2 separate regions of the Mus musculus genome follow, and region 1 is linked to region 2. Evidence: chromatin loops called from intact Hi-C (ENCODE). Cell type or tissue: heart. All regions are shown on one strand. Links, peaks and the distances in the headings refer to the core of each region. The heading gives the core; the rest is flanking DNA. Region 1 holds the start of Epm2a (epilepsy, progressive myoclonic epilepsy, type 2 gene alpha). Region 2 holds the start of Fbxo30 (F-box protein 30).

Region 1 (15,673 bases), core at 1-8,000, 63 kb before region 2:
GCAGCCCTGAGACTACCTCTGAAGAATATGGGTCACCCACAGACCCCACTTGGAACTTGCTTCAAGTGTAGCAACAACACTGGCCACTGGGGAAAGGACTGTCTTCATCCTTTGCCTGCCACCGGGACCTTGTCTGAACTGTGGATGGGTGAGACAGTGAACAGTCACTTCTTTTCAAGGAAGGTCAGTACCCCAAGTTCCTCCTCCCCAGGAAAACCTCTTAGATCTTCTTGGCCTAGAAACTGAAGACCAGCACTGCCCTAGGACCTCAGCCTCTAACAAGGCCATCAAGGTTACCACAGAAGCACAGATAGAGAAACTGTACAGAGAAAAAGTCTCTGTCATTATTAATTAATATGGGTGCCACTTGAGCCATACTTCCTGCTTACTCTGACAAACACACTTCTCAGACCTCAGGGGTGCTGATGACCCCTCTAGTCATAGGTCCCCTCCACTGTTCCCTCTGCAGCCATCTGATAGTCCGTGTCTTCTTCTTCATACCTAGCTGCCCAGCCCCTTTATTGGGCAAGGATATTGGCTAAACTAAGCCTTTCCACTGCCTTCATCCATTCCTCCAGAATTTTCCTTCTTCTCCTAGTCTCTGAGGACAATACCCTCCAGTTCAGCATTCTTTTAGATACAAACTGAGCCTATTTTTCTATTTTATATTAAGTAATTAAATTATGTCAGTCTTGCAGAGGTGAGACCCACAGGGATGTTTTGATAGATAAAATATTTTTAGTGTTTCATCTGTACAAACTTTAAGTTGATTTTCCTTTTAAAGAGACAAATGTCGTTATTGCTGCTGTTCAGTAGATTAATTGTTTAATATTGGATGGTGACCTTCTAGATGGCTAGACCAAAGATGAAATATTAGCATTGTGTGGTAAGACTCATCTATTGCTCTCTAGACCTGACTGTAGTCCCTACACACCTGAAAGCCTGGACTAAGAGTGGATTGGGTTTGACTTTTGTTTAAATTAAAAAGTACATTTTCTTTCTCAATGTTTAAAATGAATGGGTAAAATGTAATTCTAGTAAGGTAGATGTAGTTGAGCAAAGATACTATAAATAAAAAAGGAGTTTAAATATAAAATGTTCTACTTTGTGAATATGCGAGTATAGAATAAAATTTCCTTCATCCATCTATCCCCTTCCTTTCAAATAAACCTTAATTTACAACTGGCAGGTTTGTCTAGATTCCATTGCCTTTTATGTAGCACTGGGACAGATTTGGCTGTAGTTTTAGTCATCTACTTTAAGAGTTTGTCTTCAGATAATCCAAAGGAAAAGAAGTTTACATTCTTGAATATATATTAGCCTCGGCCTAAATAATGATTCCTCTGAAGTAAACCCTTGCCAGGAACAGAACTGACGGATTCTCCACCTCCTCACTCCCTAACATACACTGCTGCGCTGTGCTCGCAACAGCAGACTCCCCTACTCCTTTCCTAGGTCTTTTTTTAAAAACTCAGTTTCAGTCCTAAGGTATACAACTGGATGTTTTTCCTGATGACACAGTGTCGGGAAGTTATTCATATCTAAGAACTTCTGACTGGTCTGGGAAGGATGATGGATTGAATACTCCTAATTTTGTCTGGAAGTCTGGCAGAGTTACAATGTTGTACATTTTGTGGAAGCTTATGTTTTTGTACTTTATATTTCAAATAAGATAGTTTTAGAGTCTTGAGTGAAGAAGAGCCACCTTTGTATTCCACAGTAATAACTAATCCCTAACTCACCCTCTACATCACGGAGGAATGCCATATGCGCCTCCATGCTTCTTCAAATCACCCTACACATCAATGAGGAAGTTTACATTCTGCTCCAAATCACACACAGAAACCAGTGGACTGTGACTTTCTCAGTCATGAGTAGGATAGGTTTGGCAACCTCAGTAGCTGATAGAGATCTGGATGCAGAGCTGGGGGGGGGCACTGGGGGGTGTCACAGTTTATATTTATGTCAGTAGATCTCTACCCAGTTGGCAGAAACCATCCAACAGTCAACCTTGGCCCTACCACTCCTTCAAGACCAACTCACCTTCCTAGCTTCAGTGTTCCTATACAACTGATGGGCTCTCAACTTGCTGGCTGCCAAAAGGGACGGCACTTGTCTCTTATTCAATAAAATATATGGTGGTCCTATGTAAATCAGTCTGCCCAAGAGGAAGAGAGGGGAAAAAAAAAACTCACATAAGTTGGCTTATAAATCTCGACCTCCATGGACCAACTCCAGCATATACTGGATCCTCAGTATGTCTACTCTAGACATGTGGTTGCTGGGAATTGAACTCAGGACCTCTGGAAGAACAAGCAGCCAGTGTTCTTAACCGCTGAGCCATCTCTCCAGCTCTACCTCAGTTTCCTTAAGCGTCCACTTTTTAATTCTCCCTTTTCTTCTGTCCACCTTCCTCAGCAGAGTCTAAGAACCTCCACTATGTTCTGGTTTTCTAGTCTGTGCTAATGAGGAAACCAACCTCTTTGGCTCAGGGTTGCTGGGGACTGGGTGCGTACTCCTGTGTAAAAATGCTAGTATTATAGTATAGTGAAGAAATGAGACTTTACTCATCCAGAGACAGAGTCTGCTTCTGGAAATTCATTTTCCCCCTTTTATTTACTTAGTAATTTGGTGTTTTTGAGATGGGGTCTCTATGTAGCTCTGGATATCCTGGAACTCACTTTGTACACCAGGCTGGCTTTTGAACTCTTGAGTGCTGGGCTTTAAGACATACATCACCATACCAGGCCTCCTTTTTTTTTTTTTTTTGACTGCGAGTACAAGGTCTTGGTTTGCAATGACAATAGCAAAAGTACTAAGCACAGTGGTTCACAACTTTCACAGCACTCTGGAAGCTGAGGAAGGAGGGATGCTACCAGCTACAGGCTACCTGTACATGCATTGCCTCACATTAATCTGCCCTGGTCTAACAAACCATATTCCTGGGTTAGACAGTTTAGCCCCTCCCACACAGTTATCCATGCTCTTAAAGACAGCATCTCCTTGTTAATTTCCAATCCTCAGAACCAACCTACCCATCTACAAGAAGGTCCTGATAACTGAGAAAACAGAACATGAACACATGAAACTTAACTCAAAAAACAAGTCAGAGTACAGAGAATAAGTGGGGTGTGTGTATTATTTTAGAAATCTTTTTTAAAAAGAAATGTCTCTAATAGGATAAAATGAACTCTATAAAATAAAAGTCAATATCACATCTATAATTTAAAATAAGGGTATTAAAGCCAGCAGGGATAATGGACTAAATTCTTTATATTTTATAGCATGTACAGTTGCTAATTTTATGCATTTCCAGTAGGTGTCAATAGATACTCTTTTTTGCAAGCTACATATAATGTATGTGGTAACCTGCAGAAAAATTGAAAACAGACAAGTTAAAGTGAATGCATTAAGAAATAGCAACCCAACCATCAGCACTTTGGGGGTATTAGAAACGCTGATAAAGGAGGAGACCTGGAAATGGGTGCTCTAGTACACCACGCACCGTTATTAAAATTATCAGATGTAATTTTACTGTGGAAAAAGGACACAGTGACATTAGTAGAAATGCACTGCAAAGGGAGGACAGCCAAAGGCAGGCAGCTCTCACATCTGACATAATGAAGTGCTAGCTGACCATCAAACCCAAGAGTGGCCAAAAAGACCAGCAAAGGGAATAAACAGATCCCAGTAAACCACGTGCTTTTCTTGGGTCTCGTTTTTTTGTTATTCTGCATTCTTGTTTTCCACAAGAACTGGCTAATGGCCTGGTTGTCTGCCCATACGAATTTCTCAAGAAGCATTCATTCCCTCCACGGGACTCTGAGAACCACTGAGCCACACACGTTCAGTTTGCCACCACGCCCATTGCCTTCACAGAAAAGGCTGTCTCGATCCACCCAGCGTGGTCGGTGGACACGCTGCTACGGATTTTTCAACACATTCCTTACTGAAACGTAAAGTGGCGACATTTTGGCTTGTCCAAATCCATTGTACAGAAACATTTCCAAATGCTAGAAAGAAAACCGCACTTGGATTCCAATCCAAGAATCTCGAAAACCAAAAGGAACCTTAATGCACAGTAACAGCTGCACAGTATTTTTTTTTTTCACTTAAAAAGTAAAACACACCTGTATGCAAATAAGTCTGAGCTATATTAATATTGTTAAAGAAAAAATAAATACTCAAAATTATATATTGTACAATATTTGTTCAAACAGTTACACACACACGCGCGCATGCAGGCAATATGTTTAGGTTTTGTATGGTGGAAATGCTGCTTTCAATCATATATTCTTATTATAATATTTTTGTGGAACAAGTTCTCACTTTGTAGCCTTGGCTGGCTGGGAACTCCCAGCAATCCTCCTGCCTCAACCTCCCAAGTACTGAGATTACAGATTTGTGCTATCACAAGTGGCTATTTACTTTTATTATTTCTTTACAACCGATATTACTCTTTACATATTTTAAGAAATCAAGTCATGTCTCAATTGTCTTCTATCGCGGTGACCTGACTTTGGGGGAGGAGCTTGCTATTTCCCACGATTCGGTCTCAAAAATCTAAGGGAAAATTCCCTCCAGCAAGCGGCCCCTTGTAGTGTGGGGTGGGCCACTTCGGAGTGGATTAGAGAGAGGCCTAAGGCAGGAGACCCTCGGAACTGGGTCTTGATCCGGACCAGGGCATCGCTGTGCAACCGGGTAGGGTCAAGATGGTGGGCGAGCGGTGGCCAACAGTTAAGTGCACGGGGAGCTGCGGGGGCGCGCGAGCTGCGGGCTGCGCGCCCCCGAGGCCGCGGCCGGGGTGCACGGGGAGCTGCGGGGTGCGGGCCTCGGGCCGGGGAGCGCAGTACCTTCCCAGTGCAGCTCGCCTCCAGGCTCGCGCTGCAGGAACTTGTACCAGAACGTGTCAACGCGGCCCGGCTCCGCCCCGCCGGCCTCCTCGTACGCCTCCAGCTCCACCTCGGCGAGCCACAGGCCGGGCTCCTGCAGCGCCAGCGCAGCGGCGCCCGCCGCGGTACCCGCGGGCCTGAGACGCACGGCGCCGTGCGGCTCCCAGCGCCCTAACTCGGGCCGCGAGCCGGCGAGCAGCAGCTCCTGCCGAGCGCCGGCCACCGCGGGCGGCACCACCACGCCGAAGCGGAAGAGCATGGCGGTGGCCCGAGTCCTGGGAGCCTGGCGAGCGGCAGCGGCGGCGGCGCGAGCTCCGGGGCGGCGCGAGACGTGCAGCGCCGCGCGTTTGTGGCCCGGTCACGCGGCCGTGGGATCAGGGTTCCCAGGCGCCGTGGAGCTGCAGCCGCAGGAAGCGGGCATTCGGGGCTCGCGAGAGGCTGAGACCCACACTGGACCTAGGAGGGAGGAAAACGACACCCCGACATTGTCCTGTCGTCTTCCCAGAGATCTGAAATCACTTTTACTAAGTCAACAAAGGAAGAAAGAGTTGTCTAGCCTGAACCTCCAGCCTCAGTGAAGTTGCCGATCCAAGATTTACCTGTAACCCTCATTCAAGCACCCCAACATTTAGTCCTTATGGGCCTCTGATTATAACGTGGGAATAATACATATGAATAATGTTCTTTAGAGACCCTCCACTCAATACACAAAAACCCAGCGTTCATCAAACACACAAAATACTTTCCCTTGCCTAAAGGGACTAAAGAGAAAAACAAAATTTCAGCCTCCTCTTTTTAGCGTGTATAAGTTGATCTCAAGATCAAAAAAAAGAGAAAACCTTGTTTGTGAGATGACAAAGTTTAGAAACAAGGTCTCACTGTGGAAATCAGACTGGCCACAAACTCTTGAGATTCTCCTGCCTCTGCTCCTTGGATTACAAACCTGCATCACCAGTGCCCAGCTACTGTGTGTGTGTATGTGTGTGTGTGTGCGTGTGTGTGTGTGTGTGTGTGATAAAAACCTATTTAAATTTTCTTCTTGGGGAAAAAAAACAGAAAAATAAATAAAAGTTGCTTCTTGCAAATATTAGCACTTTAGGTCAAGAAACAACTGTGTCATTATTTGGCCTCTGGGAGCAGAGGAGGCTGCTTCAACTTGTTATTAATATGAATAAAGAAATGTCTGGAGTGGCTGGGGTTCGTTCTGGTCAGTGCGAGCCCCAGGCCACCTTGGGCACGAACTCCGCAGACCTTCCCAAGGTCCCCAGAGAACTCTCCATGATGCAGGTGCCCTAGCACACCCAGGATCTTAGGATCACTGAGGAGAGTCAGCAACCAGAGAGGGCCCTGACCCCATGACTCGAAGGTGAGAAAGCCAACTTGTATCCCTGGTATCTCAGAGACCAGTCTGAGCAGGAAAACAGGAGGGCCTCAAAAGCAACAGAGCTTCTTAGACAGGGCCCCTTCATGCCTCATCCTTAGCCAGGAGGCAGAGCTGAACTCCAGACCTCTGTGCATCTTCCCTGCAAGAGAAAAGCTTGCTTGCAGAGTGCTCTAACCTCAGGAGAAGAGTTGGACTCCCAGGAGTGCTGACAGAGGCTAACAGAATCACAGGAGGAAAAAACTCCAGCAAGACACAGCTAGAACATCTAACACCAGAGATTATCAGATGGCGAAAGACAAACATAAGAATCTTACTAACAGAAACAAGAACACTTGGCATCATCAGAACCCAGTACTCCCACCACAGCAAGTCCTGGATACCCCAACACATGCGAAAACAAGATTCAGATTTAAAATCATATCTCATGATGCTGGTAGAGGATTTTAAGAAGGGCCTTAATAACTCACTTAAAGAAATACAAGAGTACACTGCTAAACAGGTAGAAGTCCTTAAAGAGGAAGCACAAAAATCCCTGAAAAAAATACAGGAAAACACTGCTAAACAGGTCCTTAAACAGGAAACACAAAAATCCCTTAAAGAATTACAGGAAAACACAACCAAACAGTGATGGAACTGAACAAAACTATTCAAGATCTAAAAATAGAAGTAGAAACAATGAAGAAAACCCAAAGGGAGACAACTCTAGAGATAGAAATTCTAGAAAAGAAATCAAGAACCATCAGCAACAGAATACAAGAGATGGAAGAGAGACTCACAGGTGCAGAAGATTCCATAGAAAACATAGACACAACAATCAAAGAAAATGCAAAAAGATCCTAACTCAAAACATCCACGAAATCCAGGACACAAAGAGAAGACCAAACCTAAGGATAAGAGGTATAGATGAGAATGAAGATTTTCAACTTAAAAGGGCCAGTAAATATCTTCAACAAAATTATAGAAGAAAACTTCCCTGACCTAAAGAAATAGATGTCCATGAACAAGAAGCCTACAGAACTCCAAATATGTAGCCTCCCTCAAGCCTGAAGCAGGCTGAGCCAGAACTTGACCTTGCTGCCACTAAGGAGATTATCTAGGGTGGAGCCTTCTTCCCTAGATCACTCTATTGTTGAGCCACTGTCACTGTTCCTCTTCAAGATACTGCTACTTGCTGAGAGGCCCCCCTATCCTGCCCTATCCTGCACATCATCACCTGCAGCTGGTTCCAGGCTCCAAGGATGAATTGGCAGAAATGGACTTTCTCCCCTCCTTTATAAAGCGTGTCCGCCATTAAACATTTGAACCTTGAGCAGACTAGCATGTCTTGGTTCCATTATTTCTCAACCCGCCTAGGCTCCCTCTTTTCTTTCAGTTCCAAGATGCCTTCCAGACTCGAACCCGAACATGAGAGCCGCAGGCCGGACCCAACAATTTGGTGAACCAACGCGGGACCTGTGATAGGCAGAGGACATTTGGAAGAAGCACTGATGGTTTGGAGCTCCATGGAAGAAGAAAAGAATTAAAGAAAATTCGTACTGGAGAAGGTTGGTACGGGTTAAGCTGGAACAGCGCTAAACCAGCGCTGGATTCACTTAGGTTCAGCAGTGAGTTATCGGGAACTAGGAACTCAGCAGGCAGGCAGTTGGCTTCCAGAAGCTGCTTTTTTAGGCGAGAGAAATAAAAGGGTTTAATAAAAGGGACTTAATAATCAGGTGGATGGCAGCAGTTGAAAACTGCATCAGGCTGGAGGAAAGTGGATTTTGAAACTCACCCAGGGACAGAGAAAATCAGGGAATGCCCTCTTGTGTGCATGCCGGCCGGTGTCTTTGTTCTGAGTGTGTGTCTTATGTTTCCTGAAACGAACATGTGCTCATTGTGTTGGTTTGTTGTCTGTGTTTCGTCCCGTGTCTCTGAAACATGGTGTAGTCTGAGTATAGATCCGCCTGAGTTTGGTTTCTCTGGTGTTTATAGACGATGGGGTTTTCAGAAATGTGTGATTGGTATCTGCAGCTGTCCCTTTGGGCTGTAAGGACAGGAGGACTGTGGTCAGCAGATGTGCTAGGAAGACCACTACCTCCCCAGGGGATGCCCTGGGGAGTAGGGAGAGCCAGAGACCTCTGGCAGTCTCTGGAGATTGGTCAGAGGGACCAAGTTTTGTTTATGAAATGGAAGCTTACCCTTCTAATTCTTTTGCCTGCTCATGGAAGATGAGAAAGGGTTGCATATGTCTGAATCTGTTGGTTTCTGTTTTATGTGTTTTGTGTATGTGTTTAGAGCTATGTGAAAATTTAGAAAAGTGCTAGTGTACTGGAAAAGCCCTATTGGGAGCTGATTCCAAATGCAGCTCTTAAAGGGGCAGGTAGCCCTTTGCTTGTAATAGAAAGTTAGCTTAAAATTGGTAACTCAGAGTTGGAGTCATTCTAAAAAACATGTGGCAGGAGCGAACCCAGGAAAACAGGTCTTTACAGATACTTCAAAATAGGGATAATCTTTGGGCCAGGACTCTGGCAGAGTGCTCAGATTGAGAAATGTTTGTACTTGGGTAGACGAGGAGCTCAGCTCCTGAATGTCATCACCTGCAGCTGGTTCCAGGCTACAAGGATGAATTGACGAGAATGGACTTTCCCCCCTCCTTTATAAAGCATGTCTGCCATTAAACATTTGAACCTTGAGCAGACTAGCATGTCTTGGTTCCATTATTTCTCAACCCGCCTAGGCTCCCTCTTTTCTTTCAGTTCCAAGATGCCTTCCAGATTCGAACCCGGACATGAGAGCCGCAGGCCGGACCCAACACAAATAGACTGGACCAGAAAAGAAATTCCTCCCGACACATAATAATCAGAAAAACAAATGCACTAAATAAAGATAGAATATTAAAAGCAATAAGGGAAAAAGGTCAAGTAACATATAAAGGAAGACCTATTAGATTTACACCAGACTTCTCACCAGAGATATGAAAGCCAGAAGATCCTGGGCAGATGTTATACAGACACTAAGAGAACACAAATGCCAGCCCAGGCAACTATAACCAGCAAAACTCTCAATTACCATAGACAGAGAAACCAAAGTATTCCATGACAAAACCAAGTTCACACAATATCTTTCCATGAATCCAGCCCTTCAAAGGATAATAAAGGGAAAACACCAACACAAGGATGGAAACTACACCCTAGAAAAAGCAAGAAAGTAATCCTTCAACAAACCTGAAAGAAGACAGCCACAAGAACAGAATCCCAACTCTAACAACACATATGACAGGAAGCAACAATTACTTTTCTTCAATATCTCTTATCAATGGACTCAATTCTCCAATAAAAAGACATAGAATAGCAGACTGGCTACATAAACAGTGACTCAACATTTTGCTGCATAGTTAATAAGTTTTTGTTTTCTTATTCTGTTATATACCTAGTGAGATGGTTCTACCTACTTCCAGGGTTGCCCTGAGAGTCTAAGATGAGCCATGGTGCTGAAAACATGTGTTCTCCCCCCAAATGCCCAATTTTCTATTCAGCCTTATTCAAGGAGTGCTATATCTACAAAACTTAACAACTACACAAACTACGATCCTAACACAACGGAAGTTCGAAACTGTTAAAAATTACACTGCCCTTGGAAATCTTCATAGAGAATTAGAAAAGCATTTTAGGGAAAATATGAACATGACTGGTAAAAGGGATAAAACATAATTTACTTTCTGTAGACATCTCTGTTTATAGATGCTAGATCATAATGTCATTTGGTTATAATTTGGTTAAAAACATCATTCTTTGGTTAAAACTTTGGTTTAACTTAATAGTGTTTAACTTACATTTCCAAACTTTCTATAATTCTATGCCTTTATTTTATTTTTCTCCTATCAGAATTACACCAGACTTTTCACCAGAGACTATGAAAGCCAGAAGAGCCTGGAGAGATGTTATACAGACACTAAGAGAACACAAACTCCAGCCCAGGCTACTATACCCAGCCAAACTCTCAATTACCATAGATGGAGAAACCAAAGTATTCCACGACAAAACCAAATTCACACATTATCTTTCCACGAATCTAGCCCTTCAAAGGATAATAACAGAAAAAAAAAAAAAAAAACCAATACAAGGACAGGAACCTCACCCTAGAAAAAACAAGAAGGTAATCCCTCAACAAACCTAAAAGAAGACAGCTACAAGAACAGAATTCCAACTTTAACAACAAAAATAACAGGAACCAACAATTACTTTTCCTTAATATCCCTTAATATCAATGGTCTCAACTCCCCAATAAAAAGACATAGACTAACAAACTGGCTACACAAACAAGACCCAACATTTTGCTGCTTACAGGAAACTCATATCAGAGAAAAAGATAGACACTACCTCAGAATGGAAGGCTGGAAAACAATTTTCCAAGCAAATGGTATGAAGAAACAAGCCGGAGTAGCCATCCTAATATCTGATAAGATTGACTTCCAACCCAAAGTCATCAAAAAAGACAAGGAGGGGCACTTCATTCTCATCAAAGGTAAAATCCTCCAAGAGAAACTATCAATTCTGAATATCTATGCTCCAAATACAAGGGCAGCCACATTCTTTAAAGAAACTTTAGTAAATCTCAAAGCACACATTGTACCTCACACAATAATAGTGGGAGACTTCAACACACCACTTTCACCAATGGACAGATCATGGAAACAGAAACTAAACAGGGACACAGTGAAACTAACAGAAGTTATGAAACAAATGGATCTGACAGATATCTACAGAACATTTTATCCTAAAACAAACATCTCATGGTACCCTCTCCAAAATTGACCATAGAACTGGTCATAAAACAGGTCTCAACAGATACAAAAATATTGAGATTATCCCATGCATCCTATCAGATCACCACGGACTAAGGCTGATCTTCAATAACAACATAAATAATAGAAAGCCAACATTCACATGGAAGCTGAACAACACTCTTCTCAATGATAACTTGGTCAAGTTACAAAGAAAGAAAGAAATGAAAGACTTTTTAGAGTTTAATGAAAATTAAGTCACAACATACCCAAACATATGGCACACAATGAAGGCAGTCCTAAGAGGAAAACTCATAGCTCTGAGTGCTTCCAAAAAGAAACTAAAGAGAGTGTACACTAGCAGCTTGACAGCACACCTAGAAGCTCTACAACAAAAGGAAGCAAATTCATCCAAGAGTAGTAGATGGCAGGAAATAATCAAACTCAGGGCTGAAATCAACCAAGTAGAAATAAAAAGAACTACACAAAGAATCAACCAAAGTAGGACCTGGGTTTTTTGAGAAAAATAACAAGATCGATAAACCCTTAGCCAGACTAACTAGAAGGCACAGGGACAGTATCCTAATTAACAAAATCAGAAATGAAAAGGGAGACATAACAACAGAACCTGAGGAAATCCAAAACATCATCAGCTCCTACTACAAAAGGCTATACTCAACAAAACTAGAAAACCTGGATTAAATGGACAATTTTCTAGACAGATACCAGGTACCAAAGTTAAATCAGGATCAGACTAATGATCTAAACAGTCCCATATCCCCTAAAGAAATAGAAGCAGTCATTAATAGTCTCCCAACCAAAAAAAGCCCAGGACCAGATGGGTTTAGTGCAGAGTTCTATCAGACCTTCAAAGAAGGCTTAATTCAAATTCTCCTCAAACTATTCCACAACATAGAAACAGAAGGTACTCTACCCAATTCGTTCTATTAAGCCACAAGTACTCTGATACCTAAACCACATAAAGACCCAACAAAGACAGAGAACTTCAGACCAATTTCCCTTATGAATAGCGATGCAAAAGTACTCAACAAAATTCTCACAAACAGAATTCAAGAATACATCAAAACGATCATCCATCATGACCAAGTGAGCTTCATTTCAGAGAAGCAGGGAAGGTTTAATATACAAAAATCCATCAACCTAATACACTTTATAAACAAACTCAAAGGGGAAAAAAAACCACATGATCATCTTGTTAAATGCTGAGAAAGCATTTGACAAAATGCAACACCCATACATAATAAAAGTCTTGGAAAGATCAGGAATCCAAGGCCCATACCTAAACATAATAAGAGCAATCTACAGCAAACCAGTAGCCAACATCAAAGTAAATGGAGAGAAACTTGAAGCAATCCCACTAAAATCAGGCACTAGACGAGGCTGTCCACTTTCTCCCTACCTATTCAATATAGTACTTGAAGTCCTGGCTAAAACAATGAGACAGCAAAAGGAGGTCAAGGGGATACAAGTTGGAAAGGAAGAAGTCAAAATATCACTATTTGCAGATGATATGATAGTATATATAAGTGACCCTAAAAATTCCATCAGAAAACTCCTAAACCTGATAAACAGCTTCAGTGCAGTAACTGGATATAAAATTAACTCAAACAAATCAGTGGCCTTTCTCTACACAAAGGATAAACAGGCTGAGAAAGAAATTAGGAAAACAACACCCTTCACAATAGTCACAAATAATATAAAAATACCTTGGTGTGACTCTAAATAAGGAAGTGAAAGATCTGTATGAGAAGAACTTCTAGTCTCTGAAGAAAGAAACTGAAGATCTCAGAAAATGGAAAGATCTCCCATGCTCATGGATTGGCAGGATCAATATAGTAAAAATGGCTATCCTGCCGAAAGCAGTCTACAGATTCAATGCAATCCCCATCAAAATTCCAACTTAATTCTTACTTACTTAGAAAGGGCAATTTGCAAATTCATCTGGAATAATAAAAAACCTAGGATAGCAAAAACTATTCTCAACAATAAAAGAACCTCTGATGGAATCACCATGCCTGACATCAAGCTGTACTACAGAGCACTTGTGATTAAAAACTGCATAGTACGGGTACAGTGACATACAGGTAGATCAATGGAATAGAATTGAAGACCCAGAAATGAACCCACACACTTATGGTCACTTGATCTTTGACAAAGGAGCAAAAGCCATCCAGTGGAAAAAAGACAGCATTTTCAACAAATGGTGCTGGCTCAACTGGTGGTCATCATGTAGAAGAATGGGAATTGATCCATTCTTATCTTCTTGTACAAAGCTCAAGTCTAAGTGGATCAAGGAACTCCACATTAAAACCAGAGGCACTAAAACTTATAGAGGAGAAAGTGGGGAAAAGCCTCAAAGATATGGGAACGGGGAAAATTCCTGAACAGAACAGCATTGGCTTGTGCTGTAAAATTGAGAATTGACAAATGGGACCTCATAAAATTGCAAAGCTTCTGTAACGCAAAAGATACTATCAATAAGGCCAAAAGACCACCAACAGATTGGGAAAGGATCTTTACCAATCCTAAATCAGATAGGGGACTAATTTCCAATATATACAAAGAACTCAAGAAGTTAGACTCCAGAAAATCAAATAACACCATTAAAAATGGGTTATAGAGCTAAACAAAGAAATCTCAACTGAGGAATACTGAATGCTGAGAAGCACCTGACAAAATGTTCAACATTTAATCATCAGGGAAATGCAAATTAAAACAACCCTGAGATTCCACCTCACACCAGTCAGAATGACTAAGTTAAAAAATTAAGGTGACAGCAGATGCTGTCGAGGATATGGAGAAAGAGAAACACTCCTCCATTGTTGGTGGGATTGCAAGCTTGTACAACCACTCTGGAAATCAGTCTGGCGGGTGCTCAGAAAATTGGACATAGTACTCCCGGAGGATCCCGCAATACCTCTCCTGGGCATATATCCAGAAGATGTTCCAACCTGTAATAAGGACACATGCTCCACTATGTTCATAGCAGCTTTATTTATAATAGCCAGAAGTTGGAAAGAACCCAGATGCCCCTCAACAGAGGAATGGATACAGAAAATGTGGTACATTTACACAATGGAGTACTGCTCAGCTATTAAAAACAATGAATTTATGACAATTGTCATTTGGCTATGCAAAGAGGACTACCTGTCTTTTTTGGAATTCAGATTTCAGTGATTCAGTTCTGCAGGAAGCAGGCTCTAACTCTTGTGTGTGGTGCTGCCTGTACCATGGGGCTTTCACATGGAATTTTTCCTGCCAGACCTCCAGAGTGAACCCAGCTCACTCATAAGTGAAATACTGGCAGAAAGAGAAAACAATGATGGTTCAAAGGACTTTACTTTTTTCTTCCTTTTCATCACAAAGAGATTAGATGTTTTAACCATTGGAAGATAAACCCTTCTGTCTCAGGAAAAATTTTAAAAGAGAGCCAGCACTAGCATCAGCAGGCCACAGGGTTCCAGCTGGGTGATCTCAGCTCTGCAGTCTCTCTGCCTGCCAACTCTCCAGAGGTCTGGGTGCCCCCGAGTTCCTCCTGCTGCCATGCAATGACCATCCACCCATGGTCAGCCAACACAACACTCATTTACCCGGTAGAATCAAAACTCTTAAAGCTTATAATTAATCAATCAGATACATGTATCAATAAAATCGCAATTTATAAGATGCCAATACAATAATTTTAGAGCCAATTGATAATAATACAAGCTTTATCCCAATTATTCTAACCTTTGGATAGCATAGCTACCTGAGGCTGTTTCAAACCATGATGGTTCAAGCCCACCTCCATTCTCTTTCTCCCTTCCCTCTCCTGAGAGGCTGTCTCTGCAACCCTTAGCTCCGCCTCCCTTTTCCCTGTCCATTCACAGGCTTCCTGCTGCCCTAATGTAATTGGACAAGGAAAATCCTGCAACACCCTTCTCAGCCACTAAACAAAATATGTGATTTTTTTTTAAGTCATGGATCTAAGCAGGGTGAAAATTTGATGGTTAGTTACACTGTATAACAAGAAAAGAGTAAGTCAAAAAGAGAATACCAAATTATGGATTAGGCAACATCTGTCAAGGCCTCAATCAAATTTTGACTGTCAATCATTTGACTATATCAACCATAGAAATAGCAACTGAGACCTTATTATGAGTCAGACAAGGATTTTCTTCTTAGATTATTTCATTTGACTCTCAATACTCCTACAAGGTAACTACAATCTTATCCCCATTTTTAGATGCAAGGAAACAGAAGGGCTCAGTCTACAAGAAGCAGGGGGGAAAGTCACATGCTAAAAGGCATTGATTTTACTAACAAATGCGTTTAAATCTGTGTGTATTTTTTTCAGGTAGGTGTGTGTGTGTGTGTGTGTGTGTGTGTGTGTGTGTGTGTGTGTGTGTATCAGGGCTCAATTCTCTCTTTCCACCATATGGGTCTTGGGGATTGAAGTCAGGTCATCAAACTTGACAGCAAGCACTTTGATCCATCGCGTAATCTCACCAGTCTTCCAAGTATGTTCAAATATTATTCTCTTTCATCTTTTAACAGAAAATGAATGTCTTGTAATTTCCTATGACCAATTTCATCCCTAAAAATGACAGATAAACCCCTGGGGAAATTTTAAAA
Region 2 (15,734 bases), core at 3,274-11,273:
CATCCGTAACAAAATCTGATGCCCTCTTGAGTATCTGAGGACAGCTACAGTGTACTTACATATAATAAATAAATAAATCTTTTAAAAAAAAAAAAAACAAAAAACAAGAGGGATTATAGACACACTCTCATCTTAAAACTGATTCATTTTAACATTTCATCAAGCAAAGTTTATACCAAAAATAAGAGAAAGCAAAAGCAAAATATGCCAATTTAATTATAACTGTGCTTCTTCAATGCATTTTTCCCCCTAAATCTTTAATTGCTTTCTTTGTTTCTATTAGTGGTGAGAAGTTAAATAATTCTCATCTTTTGCAGGCATCACCTAAGTTTTATTCTTTCCTCCTCCAGCTCATCACCGTTGCTGTATCATTAGAATTACTAACTCCTTTTGGACTATTAATCCTTTCCTTACTTCCGGGTTATCATACTTAAGCAATTTCCCTTTTATGTCTCTTCATACATGGTCTCTCTCTTTAAATAGTACTTTTCTTCAGGATTTCATGTCATTTTTTGTTCACACTATGCATTCTTTCTGGGTGTGTCAGGTTTTTCCAACTTTCATTTACCGTCTATAGGGTGAAAACTCATCTATACATCCTGCCTAAAAATCTTCCAAACTCCAGACCTCTAGAGCTATTTCCTGATGCAGACCGCTCTTGTATTTCAAAATAAATAGCCTCTTCCATTGTAGACTGAAGAGACAATTCAACTGAGCATTTTCCAAACTTAATTATACTGTAGTATACAATATTAAAACAAAACAAAACAAAACACTGTAGCCTATTTTCTTCGTTGACTACATATGGCTGCTAAATCTCTGGCATGTATTTAGATAAATTCTAGCTTGGTTTCAGGTAGGTAATCATTCCACAAATTGTAACAACTTTCTCTCTGGTTGAGGACTCCTATTCCTCACACAGGAATAATTAAAGCTAAGCTGGTATTAACAGAGCCCTTCTAGTAGAACAGTCTTGAGTTGATAATGTAATGTTTGTTCAATGATGATATGGAAAACGGTAACACATTCAACACCAAATTATGTGTAATTGTGTTTATAAGTAAATCACAATGAGGGCTGGAGAGATGGCTCAGTGGTTAAAAGCACTGACTGCTCTTCTGAAAGTCCCGAGTTTGAATCCTAGCAACCACATGATGGCTCACTACCATTCGGATTGAGATCTGATGCTCCTGAAGACAGCTACAGTGTACTTAGATATAATAATGTAAATAAATCTTTAAAATAAATAAATAACAATGAATTGAATGAATACTTTTAATATTATTTTCTCACAAAATCCACAGGCAAATGTTTACTCTAAATTTAAACTGGTTGTACTAAAAGAACCACAAGAGGAAAAGATATACTATTTATGGCAAATATTTATAATGAAGTAATGAAAATGCTTAATAAGAATTAAGACAAGCCTTACTGAGGCGGGGTTAGAGTGTGAAAATAGCTGGAGCTTTCTTATTTTGCAATAAGGCTGAGCTTATTTCACATGCTAGAGGTTAAACTTGACTGTTATTAAGAGAGAAATCTAAAAACACAAGCAGTGGTTTGGAACTTAGTGTGGTGGGGACACTTTATGATATTATCCACACTGTCACCCAATCACACCAGGCAGAGCACAGCTTGATATTCCTTCATTGAAAAGTGTTTAAAGTAAGCACTGCAGTTCTGACTCACATGCAAAGGTGAATGCAAAAGGCTCTTGAGTCTCACAGTAAGTAGCCTCTTTCACATTACTCCCTCAATAAAAATGTCATAAAGATGTAGCCAGAGGAACATTACATAGTAGTTTATTGCTTTTTGAAGTAGACTTAGAAAAAGGATTAATATCAAATACACACTTCTTTTATCCTTAACAAATACTAAGTCAATTTCTTACAACTCAGAGAAAAATTGTGTTCAATAGTATTAAGTGGCTGCCCAAAGTCATCTATCTAGGTAAGTGACAGAGGAGGGGACTTAAACATATATCTTATCACTGTTTGTGGACTAGCAGACATGTTTACATATAAAAATTTAAGAGCATGAGGCAGCTCTTCAACAACTGGTGATTCAATTCTAAGATGTTCTTTGACAAATGAAAATTACACAATTTTGCTTGTAGTTTATTCTAACACCTAATCACCTTGTGATTAGAGCTAGTTAGAGCTAAAATCTTTTAGCTCTTTATAATTATTACACCACATTACACTGCTTTGACCATATGTTTTAAATATGAACATATGAATTTAACCATTCTTGACATGTCTAGGTCAAGCCTGTTTTATAGTTAAATATACAAAGAAATAAGAAAGTTCAGGCCGGAAAAAAAAAAAAAAAAAAAAAAAAAAGAAAGTTCAGGCCGGGCGGTGGTGGTGCATGCCTTTAATCCCAGCACTTGGGAGGCAGAGGCAGGCAGATTTATGGGTTCGAGACCAGCCTGGTCTACGGAGTGAGTTCCAGAACAGCCAGGGCTACACAGAGAAACCCTGTCTCGGGAAAAAAAAGAAAAAAAGAAGAAAAAAGAAAGTTCAGTAATAGCCAATAGCCTTTCTGGAAAGAGAGTCTAGCTTTCAAACTTTAAAGCGCTTCCAAATCCACCCTGTTTTGAATCATGGTCACTATTATAAAATTTAAAATGCCTTCACAAGGTATTTTAAGTTGTTCATGAATCCTGTGTTACAGGTGTTTAAAAGTTCAATCCTTAATTTATCCTTAAATAGTGGCCCACCAGACCTGGTAGAAAACGTTTCGTTAAAATTATGGCTTCAACTTTGAGATGTGCTTCATTAAACTCAATGGCATTTTTTAAACATACCCAAATCAATTTCTAGTAGGCTACACTTAAAAGAATTATTAAAAAAGTTTCATTAGACAAAAAATTATTTGTATATGATGTAACTTTAATTACAATAATTTCAGTTTTCTCTAGCAGTTTTTGTTTGCCAACTCCTACTCCATGGCTGACTAGCAACCCTTAAACGCGCCATTTCCCACACAAGGAAACAAGAGCTTCTTACTCAAGGCACAAAGACAGTGGCTTCTACTGTTTCACAAACGTCACAAAAATCTACAAGATGACATAATCATAAACTAGCACAATTTTAAAAGATGCTAAGAAAAAGTTAATACAACTGAGGGTGTTTCCAATGTCTACCTGTCTCAAAGACACACACACAGACACACATCTTTCCCTCACCATGCGCCATGTGTGTCAACCTTAGTTTCAGCTTGTGACCTTCCCCTAGAACCTAAGACAAGGCATGGATCTCTTACAAAACAGATGCTCTTCTGTGCTGTACTTTCTATGGCAGTGCTAGGGACAACTGAAAATAAATCTTTTCTTTTTTTTTTTTAAATAACCAGCTCTATAGGAAAACTATAATCTCTAAGAACACCCAAAGTATGCCTGCCCCTAAACTCTTATGTTCCCCGAGTTCACAACTGTGCTTCAATTTCATATGCACTTGTGTAAATACATGAATAAAAGAAGAAAGAAAAGAAAATAAATTCTCAGACATCCTTGATTTCATGGAAAATACACCATGACATGATAAAAAAAAAAAAACCTGTACATATCTAGCATTAGAAAATTAATTTAAAACAAAATACATCAGTTAGCCATGCAGAGTTAATGGTGCTCAAACATTAAGCATCACCTAATATGTCCCAGGCATCTTATACGACTATAAAACCTAACATTTCATAAAAGCCAATCAAAGAAAAAATAAATCAAACAGTAACTTCAATTTTGACCTTCAAATAAAAAACAAAAACAAAAACCAACCTTAGAGAACTGAATATAGGGAAAAGCTCTAGGTTTGAAAAGAAAGGTATTGGTTGATGCCTGTACACGTGCAGGGGCCTGAGCAGGGCGTGAAGAAAAATGACCTCAAAGTCTGAAGTGGCATCAGCGTAGCCTTTGCTTAGCATCACATGTGTGTGTTATTAGGGAAACAATTCTACTAACATGTTCTAATGTAAGGCTGATATGGAAGCAGTCTTGTCTAATTTGTCTAAGAAAAATCTTATCTTTTGTATAGTCAGAGGTACTAGTACGTAATAAACAGAAGTACTTGCTGACCCACTAATCAAATAGGTGCATTTAGTTTTGAAGTTAACAAATCTATACCTCAGTTATTTTATCTGCTTTTAAAGGATGGTGATGGTGGTGGAGGCCAGACAGGGAGCTCAGCAGTAGAGCACTTGCCTACCAGATGCAAGGGCTTGGATTCTGCATTGAGCACAGTAAAAACAAAGCACAACAAACAGAGAATGGTCAAAGCCTCACCACTCCACATGAGGAAAATTAAAATTCCCACCAAATCCCCAACTCATGGTGCACACACACCCAATCCACTGATTTTCTACCTTCATTATACTGCTGAGGCAATACATAAAACACGGGGACCAAAAACAAGTACAGGGAGGAAAAGGTCTGCTTCTGCTGACACTCCCAGGTCACAGTGCATCCAGAGCAGGCGGTAGGAACTCGAGCAGAAGCCATGAGGGAATGCTGCTTTTTTGCTTGCTCACTGTCCGATGCTCAGCTAGCTTTCCTAAATAGTCCAGGGCCATCTACCTAGGGATGGGACTGCCCACAGAGGGCTAGGTCCTCCTACATCAATTAAAGACAGTCCAGCACCGACAGCCTCACAGGCCAGAATGACCTAGGCAATTCCTCAATTGAGGCTTCTTCTCTCAGACTCAAGGTTTTGTCAACTTGACAACTGAGGCTAACCAGGCACATGGCTAAACAAGTTATATTCTAATTATTTTATTAAACTTTGCTTCTGGTTTTATATAAAAATGAGCTAACGAGATGGAAATTTATGTTCATGTTCTTATCCCTCCAGATGTAATATAATCAAAACAAACAGCTGTCATTTCTAAACCTGGTCATGGTTAAAAATTTTTAAATAAAAGTTTTAACTACTCACAATTTTCTCCCCTAAATACACAAATGAAAAAAAAATCATGGACTTGGATCAGAAATTAAATGATACTCAGATGAGAACCTATTTAAATGAATACATAGATGGAACCAGATCTAGTCAAGCGGCAGGAAGGACTCAGTCTAAGATGGCAAGAAGAGGCTTCCAGGAAGCCTCAGCTTTTGACTTTGAGGCAATTATTGGACCTAGAAAGCAATACTGAATTTCTGAAAGTTTATTACAGTTATTTCTGTGTTCAACAGTAAATATAGTTACTCACAAATGGAGTCACTCTGCTTTACACAATAGCCAGATTTATATACAACTACTTTTAAATGTTACTTAAATTTATAAAGTTTACTGTTATATGAGGAACCACTCTACCCAGTGCTAACATTAACCATTCTGTTAAAAAAAAAAAAAAAAAAAAAAAAAGACAAACCAAAAAAAAACAAAAAACAAAAACAAAAAACCCAACCTATTTTGTTTAAAAAAAAAAAAAAACCCACATTTTGAGGGAGGTGTATTCAGACTAACATTTTCCTATTCATATAGGAACTACTTCAAGCTGACCCTCTTCTATCCCATCGTAACTAATATGAAATGTAATATTTATTCAGCCTTTTAAACTTACAATTCTTATCACTGAATACATAAATGCAAAAATATTCTCCAGGAAAATGCCCAGCAAGAGTAATTCCTTTTATTAAATAAACAGCAGTTTTAAAATCTTATTTAGAAGATTATCCAAGCGTTAGATTTTAGAAACATGCTATATCAAACAGTAAACACATTAACTAAAGCCTGTTTGTCTGCCCTTAAAGCACCTCTCAAGCCATATGGGAAGTGTTAGCAATTATTTTATGCAATATTACTTTTAAAAGAATATTTTATTTAAGTATTTTATATTTTAAGACAAAAAATAAACAAAAAACCCTTTAAACCTAAATCTAAACATTCAGAAATATTAGAGTTCCAGTTTTCTTATATCATTCATAAAACACCTACTATTTCTAGAATCACACACACACACACACAAAAGCTTATGTCCCTATGTTAAGTATCGGGTATAAACTGGTGATCTAAGAAGTTAGCAAAACATGTTGTCCTCAACTAAACTACTACAGCAAGAAACAGTGACTAAGCATAAAGAAGAGTGATTCAACGAAACTGTATGCTTTAGAAAAATCAAACAGGGATACTTCATGGTATCCTTTGTCTCTTTGTCAGTCAACACAGGATTGTTTGGGAAAACTAACATAAAAGCGTGCAGAGCGTGTTAATGTAACTTACTTTGCCTGAAATTTAGCAGGGAACAAATAAAAAAAAGAACCTCAGAAACTTTTTGAGACTTCGTTTTAAAAACGTTAACCCTCTTTGATACCAGAATGCCCGTAAATAACTTCATCTTGGATCACAGTCAACAAAGCAATCATGGAAGAAAAGGTCAATTCCTTCCCAAGCATCTATTTTATCCGGGATTTACCACGGGACTCAAAGAAGGGAGAGGGGAGCAGGAGAAACGCGGCAAACACAGGCCTCCGTCGAGGTTAAAATGTAATCCCCGAGTGACTTTGAATCCGCCGTGCGTTCCCTGTCCTGCTTCCAATCTGGGACTCCACGAGCTGGAACCCAGGAACTTGGGGGGGGGGGGGGTGATCCCTAAGTCTCGCTTTAACCAGGGCCACAGCTAAGCCTCCGCGCCTCTCACTTCCATGAATGGAAAAGTTACCAACTTCGCTTATCCCGCGGAGACACTTGGAGATGCCTCGCCGTCCTTTAACCCGTTTGCGCCCAAACTCCTCAAGTCCCTACGAGGCAGAGGGTGCGAGCCACGCATTCCGGGGTCCCCCGGGGCTCCTCTGCGCTCAGTGGGGGTGGGGGCGGAGGTGGGGGTCTCACCCGGTTCCGCGTCCCCGGGGGTCGGGGCGCCATTTGCCGGGAGCCTCAAGGGCAGGCCACACGGGCGGCCGGGCGCGACCCGGACGGGGCCAGCCGGACGGAAGCCTCTGAACTGCGCCGACTCCACCGGCCCCGCCGCCCCCGGGGCCCGCGCCGTCCGGGCCGCTGCCCGCCCGCCCGCCCGCGTCCCCGCGCCAGCCTCCCGCGGCCTCGCCACACTCACCAGCCCGCGCGGGCCGAAGCGCCGCTCAAACCCTGGCTTCTCTGGCCTTAGCGCCCGGCGGCTCCGCAGCGTCCCCGCACCGGACCGGACCACGCACGGGGCCCGTCCCGTCCCAATCCTCTGCGCCTCCGCCCTGCCCGGACCGCCGCCTTTTCTCCTCGGCCTCCAACCGCCACCGCCCTCCTCGCGCGCCCCGCCCCGCCCCGCTGCGCCCCGCCCCCCGGCCCGGCAGCGGGTGAGCGGGCACGCGCACGCACAGCGGGCGAGGATGCGCACGCTGTCCTGTGCCGGTCAGGCCGAGCGCAGAGAACCCACGGGGCAGCCTCTCCCTTGGTGCTCCCTGCCGGGTCCGCCTTTCGCGCCTTTGCTTTTTGTTTGTTTTTGGAAGGACTCTCCGAGCCCCTGTGGCACTGTGGAGGACGCAGGCCCAGGAGCGCGACCCGTCCTCCTAGCGCGCACTCGCAGGAAATAGGTCAGCCCCCGTTGTCGGTGGTAACTGCCACCACCTCACGTGCCCGAGCCCTGTGACTCGGTGACCGCTCTGCTCTGTGACCCGTTTCCCCTTGTAAGGGCTCTGCTGCTCGTCAGCCCGCGGCGGGCGGCTTCGGTGGGGCGAGCCACGCGGCCTCCAGAGGGCGCGGCGCGGCTTCTGGGAAACGTCTTAGGGCCGGAGCTTTCCCGTGGCCATCCAGGGCTACACACCCCGCGTGTAGGCGTCCCCGTTACTACCGCCAGGCCCGGGCGTGAGGCTGAGGGACGGTGATGTCACCGACGCCCACCCCGTCTGGAGGCCTCCTGCCAACTCCCACCTCAAAGCCACCGTGAAGGAGCCTTGGCCCTGGCTGGCGGAGGGGCGGAGGTGAGAAAACCCCCTTGGGTGGCCGTTCTGGTGACTGCAGTTTTACTCCCCAGCTGTTGGAAACGGTGGCTCACGAGAGTCACCGTCCTTCACCTTAAAAACCAGCACTTTCATACAACTACACAAAACCCTGGGGAGCTTAAGACTGAGCACACTGTAAAGGTCAGGGGTTTGGTTTGGTTTAATGAAGACATTCAGATTTTTGAAATATTTAGTGCTTATATGTGGGGTGCTTAGGACGCTGTATTTTTTTTTTTTTTTTTTTTTTTTTTTTTTTTTGCCTGCTTTGGCTGTAGGAGGTAGGCGCTTTTCGGTCAGCCCAGAGCGTGAGACCCAAAGGGGCCAGGTAAGAAAAGTGAAGCAGACAGATGAAATGGTGGGAGAGTTGCTTGTGCATGACAGGTGGTCGCGATTGAGTCACACATCCTTCCATTACATCCCCTTCCGCAAAATAAGGGGACTGCGGCAGGGAATCCCAAAGGCTCTCTACAGCTTCAACATTCCCATACTGATTGATTGTACTTTGGGGCTTTCTGCCTCTCTAAATCACCTAGTTGACACTAGGTCATCTCCCACCTCAAGCTGAGTAGGAGTCAGGGCAAACAGAAGCCTCTGCTCTTCCATAAGTGGCAACCAGAGACTACCAGGAATCAAAGGTCTTCAAAGATGTCCTCGGAAGTATATGTGGACTTTGGGCTAGACTTGTGGAACAAAACTACCATTTATGTGGCTTAGCCACCCAGAAAGCAACAGGTACTTTGGCAATTTAAAATAAACAAATAAGCAGTAGCAGGTTTGACCTGTCTGCTCTCTTTAAAGAGAGGAGCACAACCCCCCTACCACGTTCTTAAATTAGTCTTGCATCGGCTTAGGAAGAATACGTACCCTATTTTTTTTCTAGAGGTCAATTTCATGGTGGGATGCTATAAAAACTATGGGACGGGAAGGTTGGTAAAGTTTTTGCTGAGCAAGCAAGAGAACCTGAGTTCCATCCCCAGCAGCTATGTAAAAAGCCAGGTGGAGTGGTGGTTATGAGTGCTTCCCAGGGCCCTTTCTCAAAAAGTAGGTTAGATGGTTCCTGAGGAATGGACCTAGGGTTGGTCCTTGGCTTCACATACATACACAAAACTAGCTAAAATAAGACCACAGTCATAAAGCCTGCAGGCAAGACTGAACTATAAGAGATAGGAGTTTTCAGAGAAAATTGAATTGGCTAAACAAATCCTGACAAATTGTTTTTCCATTTATTCAGTGTCAAGGCTAATAGCACCTTTAATTTGAAAAGGTTTTCTTGCCCAGTTAGACCACCAGCCTGTATTTGGAAAGCCTGAGGCTAAAGCAATGGAAAAGTCAAGAGTAAAATTTAAGTCATGTGCTAATTAAGGAAAGCACCTTTGGCTAGAGACAAGTGTGAGTGGGTAAAGGCAGATTTGCGGCTGTGAAGCCATGAGAGAATAGGCATTACTAACCGGGATAGTAATACTAACTGGGATTAGTATTAGATATTAATACCCAGCATCTAATATTCACCAGGTATAATTATGTTTCTAATACACATTCATTTGAAGTACAAAAAATATAATTGCAATTTACAAGAAGCCTCCCAAGGACAAACTTTATAGCCTCAAGTCAACCTTCGTAGTTTTAAATAAGTAATCAAAGCAATTTGAATCCTGTGGAAAATAGAAGATCCAGGTTTTGTCTATATGAACCACAGACCTCTTAAACCATATTCTAAAGAAGAATATGTATATATCAGTGATCCATGTTTTTAGTTAATAAGATTAAACTTATCTGTACAGTATCTAGCATACAGAATATGTATGCACTCAATAAATGAATGATTTTACCCTGCCCCACTCCCAAGCTCAGCCTGCAAAGTGTTGCATTTCAGGTGACTAGCGTTTGGTGGTACTCAAGTCTGGGGGTGAGGAAATAAACAGGTAGACTCAGGTGGAGTTGATAGTTATTCTTTCATCTGTCTAAAACTGTGTAACTGTATAGTAACTGTGCTTGGTAAGGAGGTCGAAAATTTTTCATGCAGAAACAAATTAATATACATTAAACAGGAGAAACCAAATTTAACAGCCCATAAATGAACTCGATTCCATTTTTATCCTTTCTGTACTCTGCTGGAGTGGTAGCAAAGAAAATGCCATAGTGTAACAAGTAGACTCGGAGGAAACTGTTGGCATCAGAAGAGCATACTATGTTGTTCTAGTTGTTCTATGTTGTTCTGTTGCACATGGCAGTAGAGGAAATAGTAGCTCCATATCTTCTGTTTTGTTGTGGTGGTTTTTTTTTTTTCTTATTAAAGCTTCTGAAATTCAGCTAGTTACATGAACACCATCTGATGTTTTTGAATTTTCAGAAACCCCATGTGTGCATGGCTGGGGCTGAGAGGGAATCAAGCACCACAACAAAGCTACATCTTTTTAGTGAGTCATGCAAAAGATGATAAAATAGAAGTTGGTACTTAATTCTAGGAATAGCATGGTTCTTAAACTGTTAGAGTATTGCTTTCCTCTAAAATGGATTTCTGTGCTGAACGGCTAACTTGTTAATTAGCCCTCAGTCCCTTGGGATATTCCCTTCAGTATGACAGACTCTAAGCCTGCTGTGACCCATGACTCCTAGTAGCCACATTAAGGATGAAACATGTAGCCTTGCCTTCCCATTCATACAGAGAAATACTATAAACAACACATGGTTCCATTTCTTCTCTCCCTTGATGAAGTCATACATCTTTTTTTCTTTGAAAAATAAAACATGCTGAGACCTCTGCACTAGGATAAGTTCAGCTTCTCTCCATGCAGCAACAGAGGGAAAGTCCTAGGCATTGCTCTGGGGCTCTGAAGCATGAGCAGGGCTAGGCGTCTGCAAGACCTTTCCAGCCTCAGCCTCCTGCTCTAGGAATCACAGGCACACTGAGCCAGGAAAGCTCTATTTGGACCACAAAGCAGGTTCCTGTTGCCCACTGTCTGAGTCTGATCTCTGCTTTTGAGTTCTGATATGGACATTGTTCTTTTTCTTTTCTGTTTTCATGAGAAAACAAGATCTTCTCCAAAAGAGTCATGAACTCATCTGGATAAGTAATTAAATAGCTCCAATATTTAGAAGGTGTCTTAGAGTTTTAGAACAGACACCATGACTAAGACAACTCTTATAAAGGACAACATTTAATTGGGGCAGGCTTACAAATTCAGAAATTTAGTCCATTATCATCAAGGCAAGAGTATGGCAGCCTCTAAGTGTGGAGGAGCTAAGAGTTCTACATCTTGTTCTGAAGTCAGAATACTGGCATCCAGGAAGCTAGGAGGAGAGTCTCAAAGCCCACTTTCACAGTGACACACTTCCTCTTATAAGGCAACACCTACTTCAACAAGCTACACCTCCATGGTGCTACTCCCTGGCCCAAACATACTCAAGTCATTACAGAAGCCCTGAGAAGGAGCCATACTGAGAAGGGAGTATACACACACATCAGCATGCCACACACTGGGATTCCAGCCCAGGCCCATGTACATGCTGGGAAAATACCATTGAACTAAACCCATCCCAAGAAGCCATTCAAGTTTTTAATAATATATTTAAAATCATTTCAAAGTTTATATAACCATATATAACCAAATTAGAACTTTGCATGCTTGTGTATCAATTATTTGTATTTCACATTCAAGCAAGTAGAGAGATGGGATATTGAGATCCTGTGATTCTATGTGCATTCTTTCCAGAAAGACCAAATAAGTTGTACCTTAGAGATGATTAGCTCCATCATTCTATAAAGGCATACAAGACACATCTATCCAAGTCATGATGTTAATCACTGACAGTCACAGAACAACTAAGACTTAGTTGCCTATTTGGCTTCTATGCCACTTTGACACAGAACCTTTTGCTGAAAGGTATGAACTACTAGATAGCTGATGCCTCTGTTTTCAGTGTTTATGATATTTCCCTTCAGGATCTCTGTAGATTGCAACCTACGTCGCTATAGGATCTACTTCTATAATTATTGTTTCATTTGATAGGGAGGTGGTGAAAGATCGTGGTTCCTTCTGAATAAAACTTAACCTTCTTAAGATGCCAATTTTCTTACTTTCAATGCTTAATTTTTAATATATTTATTCTTTGAGGATTTTTTTAAAAAGATTTATTTATTTATTATATGTAAGTACACTGTAGCTGTCTTCAGACACACCAGAAGAGGGCATCAGATCTCTGTTACAGGTGGTTGTGAGCCACCATGTGGTTGCTGGGATTTGAACTTTGGACCTTTGGAAGAACAGTCGGGTGCTCTTACCCCCTGAGCCATCTCACCAGCCCTCTTTGAGGATTTTGTACAATGTATTTTGATAATATTCATTCCCCACTTGCCTGTCCAACTCCTCCCATATTCATCCTACCCACTTATATTCACCTAACAACTTGTTCTTTCTTTCTTTTTTTTTTTTTTTTTTTCTGGTTTTCCAAGACAGGGTTAGCCCTGGCTGTCCTGGAACTCACTCTGTAGACCAGGCTGGCCTCGAACTCAGAAATCCTCCTGCCTCTGCCTCCCAAGTGCTGGGATCTACTGGGCGTACGCCACCACTGCCCCATGTTCTTTCTTTTTTTTAACGACAAAAAATGTTTGACTATATCTGTATGTATGGGAAGAAGAAAGGGGATACATAATTAAAGGAGACCTTGACAATGGAAAGAGTAAGTGTTTGATTCAGAACCCATCTACTGGCATATGGGATTTGTGGGCCAAGGACAAAAATTTCTGTGGAATAGGAGAGACACTGGTGATGACAGTGGGGACAAATAGATCCTACACGAGGGAACAACAACAACCAAAAAAAGGACACTTTCTTCACAGTGGTGCTGATTGGTGGAATACGAAGACAATTTTAATGTTACTGATAGTTACCTCTGAAAGTCATCTACTGGTCCAGAGAGACAGCTGTTAAGAGCCCTTCCTGCACTTTAGGAAGACCTGAGTTCAGTTCTCAGTACCCACATTGGGCAGCTCTTAACCCCCCAATTCTAGGAGATGTAAGATCTTCTTCTGGCACTTCACTTATATGCACAACCCCAGGCCACCACACAGATACACACCTATACACTTAATTAAGAATAAGTATTTTGCCAGGCGTGGTGACACACGCCTTTAATCCTGGCACTCAGGAGGCAGAGGCAGGCGGATTTCTGATTTCAAGGCTAGTCTGGTCTACAAAGTGTGTTCCAGGGCAGCCAGGGCTACACAGAGAAACCCTGTCTCGAAAAACCAAAAAAAAAAAAGTATTTTGTTGTATTTGTGATTTAGGGGATAGTGACCTTATTTGTGCCATCTTATACACAAATTCATTTAAATAATAAATCATGCTATAGTAGAGTTTTATCATAAACCTCATAACAAAGAAATTATTTCCCACCATAGGAAGTCCTTGAGAATATTCTTGAAAAAAACCATTTAAGATTTACATTTTTGGGCTGGACAGATGGCTTAGCGGTTAAGAGCACTGACTGCACTTCTGAAGGTCCTGAGTTCAAATCCCAGCAACCACATGGTGGCTCACAACCATCTGTAATGAGATCTGACTCCCTCTTCTGGAATGTCAGAAGACAAATGCAGTGTTCTTACATATAATAAATAAATCTTTTAAAAAAAAGATTTACATTTTTCCATGTTTCCTATAAAAGCCAATGAGTATATGTTTACAGATAAAATACCCTGATTTCCTCTAATGAGTATTCATTAACTCTTCATTAATATTAATTAAATGCTAAACACCTACTGATGAGGCAAAAGGCTAAGAATTTTACTGTAATTCAGAATCACTGGGGAGTGAAAATCCAGTGCAGTCAGGGTCAGCCACTGGAATACAAGCAGTTTGAGAATGTACTGTCACAAGGGTTGACACAGTTTTGTGTTGCCTGGAGAGGCCACACATTGCTCTGACCTCTCCCAACCTGTTTGCCTCTGGCTGTGTGACCCATGTTCTTGGCACAGCTTCCTTTGGCATGGCTACTGCTGGCCTCCTGCACTGGTCTGAGCTGTCCTGTTCCACTTCATTAGTTGTGACCCTCCGTCCAACAGCCCTGTTCTTATTCAGCCTCTGAGCCTTCCTGACTATTGTCACTGAAGAAGAGAGGCATGTTGAAAGACTGCATATGGTGGCTCATGCTTGTAATTCTAAAAATCCAAAGGCAGAAATGCTGTTGGGTCATTAAAGCTAGTCTGCAGTACAGAATGCAGTACAGTATGTTTCTAGCGCACCTCAAACTAATAAGTAAACATATTTGGAGAATTTAGAAAGTCAATTGGAACATAAACTTAAGTTCTCTAATGAAAAGATCTTACATACATATATACTAGTGTCCTCTTTGAATACAATTGTATTTTCAAAATTTTGAACCAAGAGTGCATGAAATAAAATTCATACATTAGAAGCCTCTTTGGGCCTCCATCGGCACCAGGCACATACCCTGTGCAAATACAAAAACTCAGACAAAATACACACAAAACAGTTAATGAAAAATTACTAGATATTATAATATCAAATATAAGGGGAAAGAAATGAAAGAGAAAATATATCAAAGTTTAAACCAACCTACATTTTTAAGGTTGGCATTGGACTTAGTGAACTTCAGTTAATAACAATTAATTTTCTCGGGATCCCATACTACTGGGCTAGAAGCAGCTTAGTGGTCATGTGTCTTGATGAATTCCCAACCAAGCTGCCCACAAATGGACTCAGCTCCTTATGTGCTATGAATATACATATTTGCCTTGTCTGTTTTGGCATAGATATTTTTCTTTGTATTTTTAATTTTTTTATAGAGTAAATGTTGCAGTAAATCTCCAACCCAAATAAGCCCAGGCAAAGAAAATACAGCTCAATCGATGTGAATGCAAGCTGCGTGCCTAGATTGGGCAGATGTACCACTACACTACCTTCTTCCCTATCTAAGAGACCCATTATAACTTGTGGTTTCTGCAGACAATGTGCTTCTGCTCCACTTTCCTTCCACCACCTCTGTCATTCTTCTTCCCTCTCCTTCTCTCCCAAACTTTCAGCTTCGCCTTCCCTTCTCCTGCCCAATCGTTGGCTCTAGCCTTTATTTTACAGATTAAGGTGGAGAGAAGGTCCACAAGAAGTCACCCAGTACTGACTCCTTCCTGTTCAAAATAGCTTCCAGGAGAGTGGAATTAGCATCAAAATACAATCAGCCCCAGGGCTACCTGCAACAGAAGTCCATTTTTAAAACATACAAGTATGTATGTGCTGCGTGGGCTTGCGTGCGTGCCTGCTTGCTTTTATGTTAGGCCAGGTATCAACTCTGCATTCTTCAAGCACTGACCATTGTCCTCTCCCCTCTTTTCTGAGACAAAGTCTCTCATTGGCCTGGAACTTGCCATGTGGTCTAGGCTGGCTGGTCCCTGAGCCACAGGGATCTGCATATCTCTGCCTCCCTAGCACTGTGATTACAAAGCCCTAAACCTGGCTCTTTATTTATTTTTTTAATTAATTTTTAAACCATGGAATCTGGAGATTAAATTCCAGTCTTCATTCTCCACATACATTGTTTAGAAACCAAATCCAGGCATGGTGCTATTTTCTCATGTATATATAAAAGTTGACTTTTGGTTTGTTTCTGTATCACAGTATTTTTTATAATAATGGATCATATAATGCATCAGATCAGTATTTATATATTCCAAATTTTCTATATAATATTCATTTTGAAAAATCAGAAACAAAATTAAACCCCTATGTTGTAAGAAGTTGATTTGTGCCCCATTTTTTTTAAAATGTGGAACTATAATTTTCAGAGCTCA

What was found. Hi-C counts contacts between places; a loop is a spot of excess contacts. Peaks named below come from ENCODE experiments on the same cell type or tissue, not always from the same donor. Only the 100,000 strongest peaks of a DNase experiment are listed, where the experiment ranks them.
Region 1: a loop joins it to region 2, with 5 times the contacts of the local background. A loop is called at or near these places in 13 of 42 quality-filtered maps.

The regions. Positions count from the first base shown.
Region 1 is chr10:11,332,949-11,348,621 of GRCm38, reverse strand. It overlaps Epm2a (epilepsy, progressive myoclonic epilepsy, type 2 gene alpha), which reads right to left and starts at 5,177. Exons shown (of 4, transcript NM_010146.2): 1 at 4,854-5,177. The coding sequence starts at 5,151. In heart, for the core only: a CTCF peak has its summit at 3,317 (motif pointing right); a DNase peak (open chromatin) is centred at 4,891; H3K4me3 peaks cover 1,609 bases; H3K27ac peaks cover 1,591 bases.
Region 2 is chr10:11,272,817-11,288,550 of GRCm38, reverse strand. Fbxo30 (F-box protein 30) reads right to left here and starts at 7,221. Exons shown (of 3, transcript NM_027968.3): 1 at 7,051-7,221. In heart, for the core only: a CTCF peak has its summit at 7,673 (motif pointing right); DNase peaks (open chromatin) are centred at 6,720, 7,280 and 7,590; H3K4me3 peaks cover 3,225 bases; H3K27ac peaks cover 3,036 bases.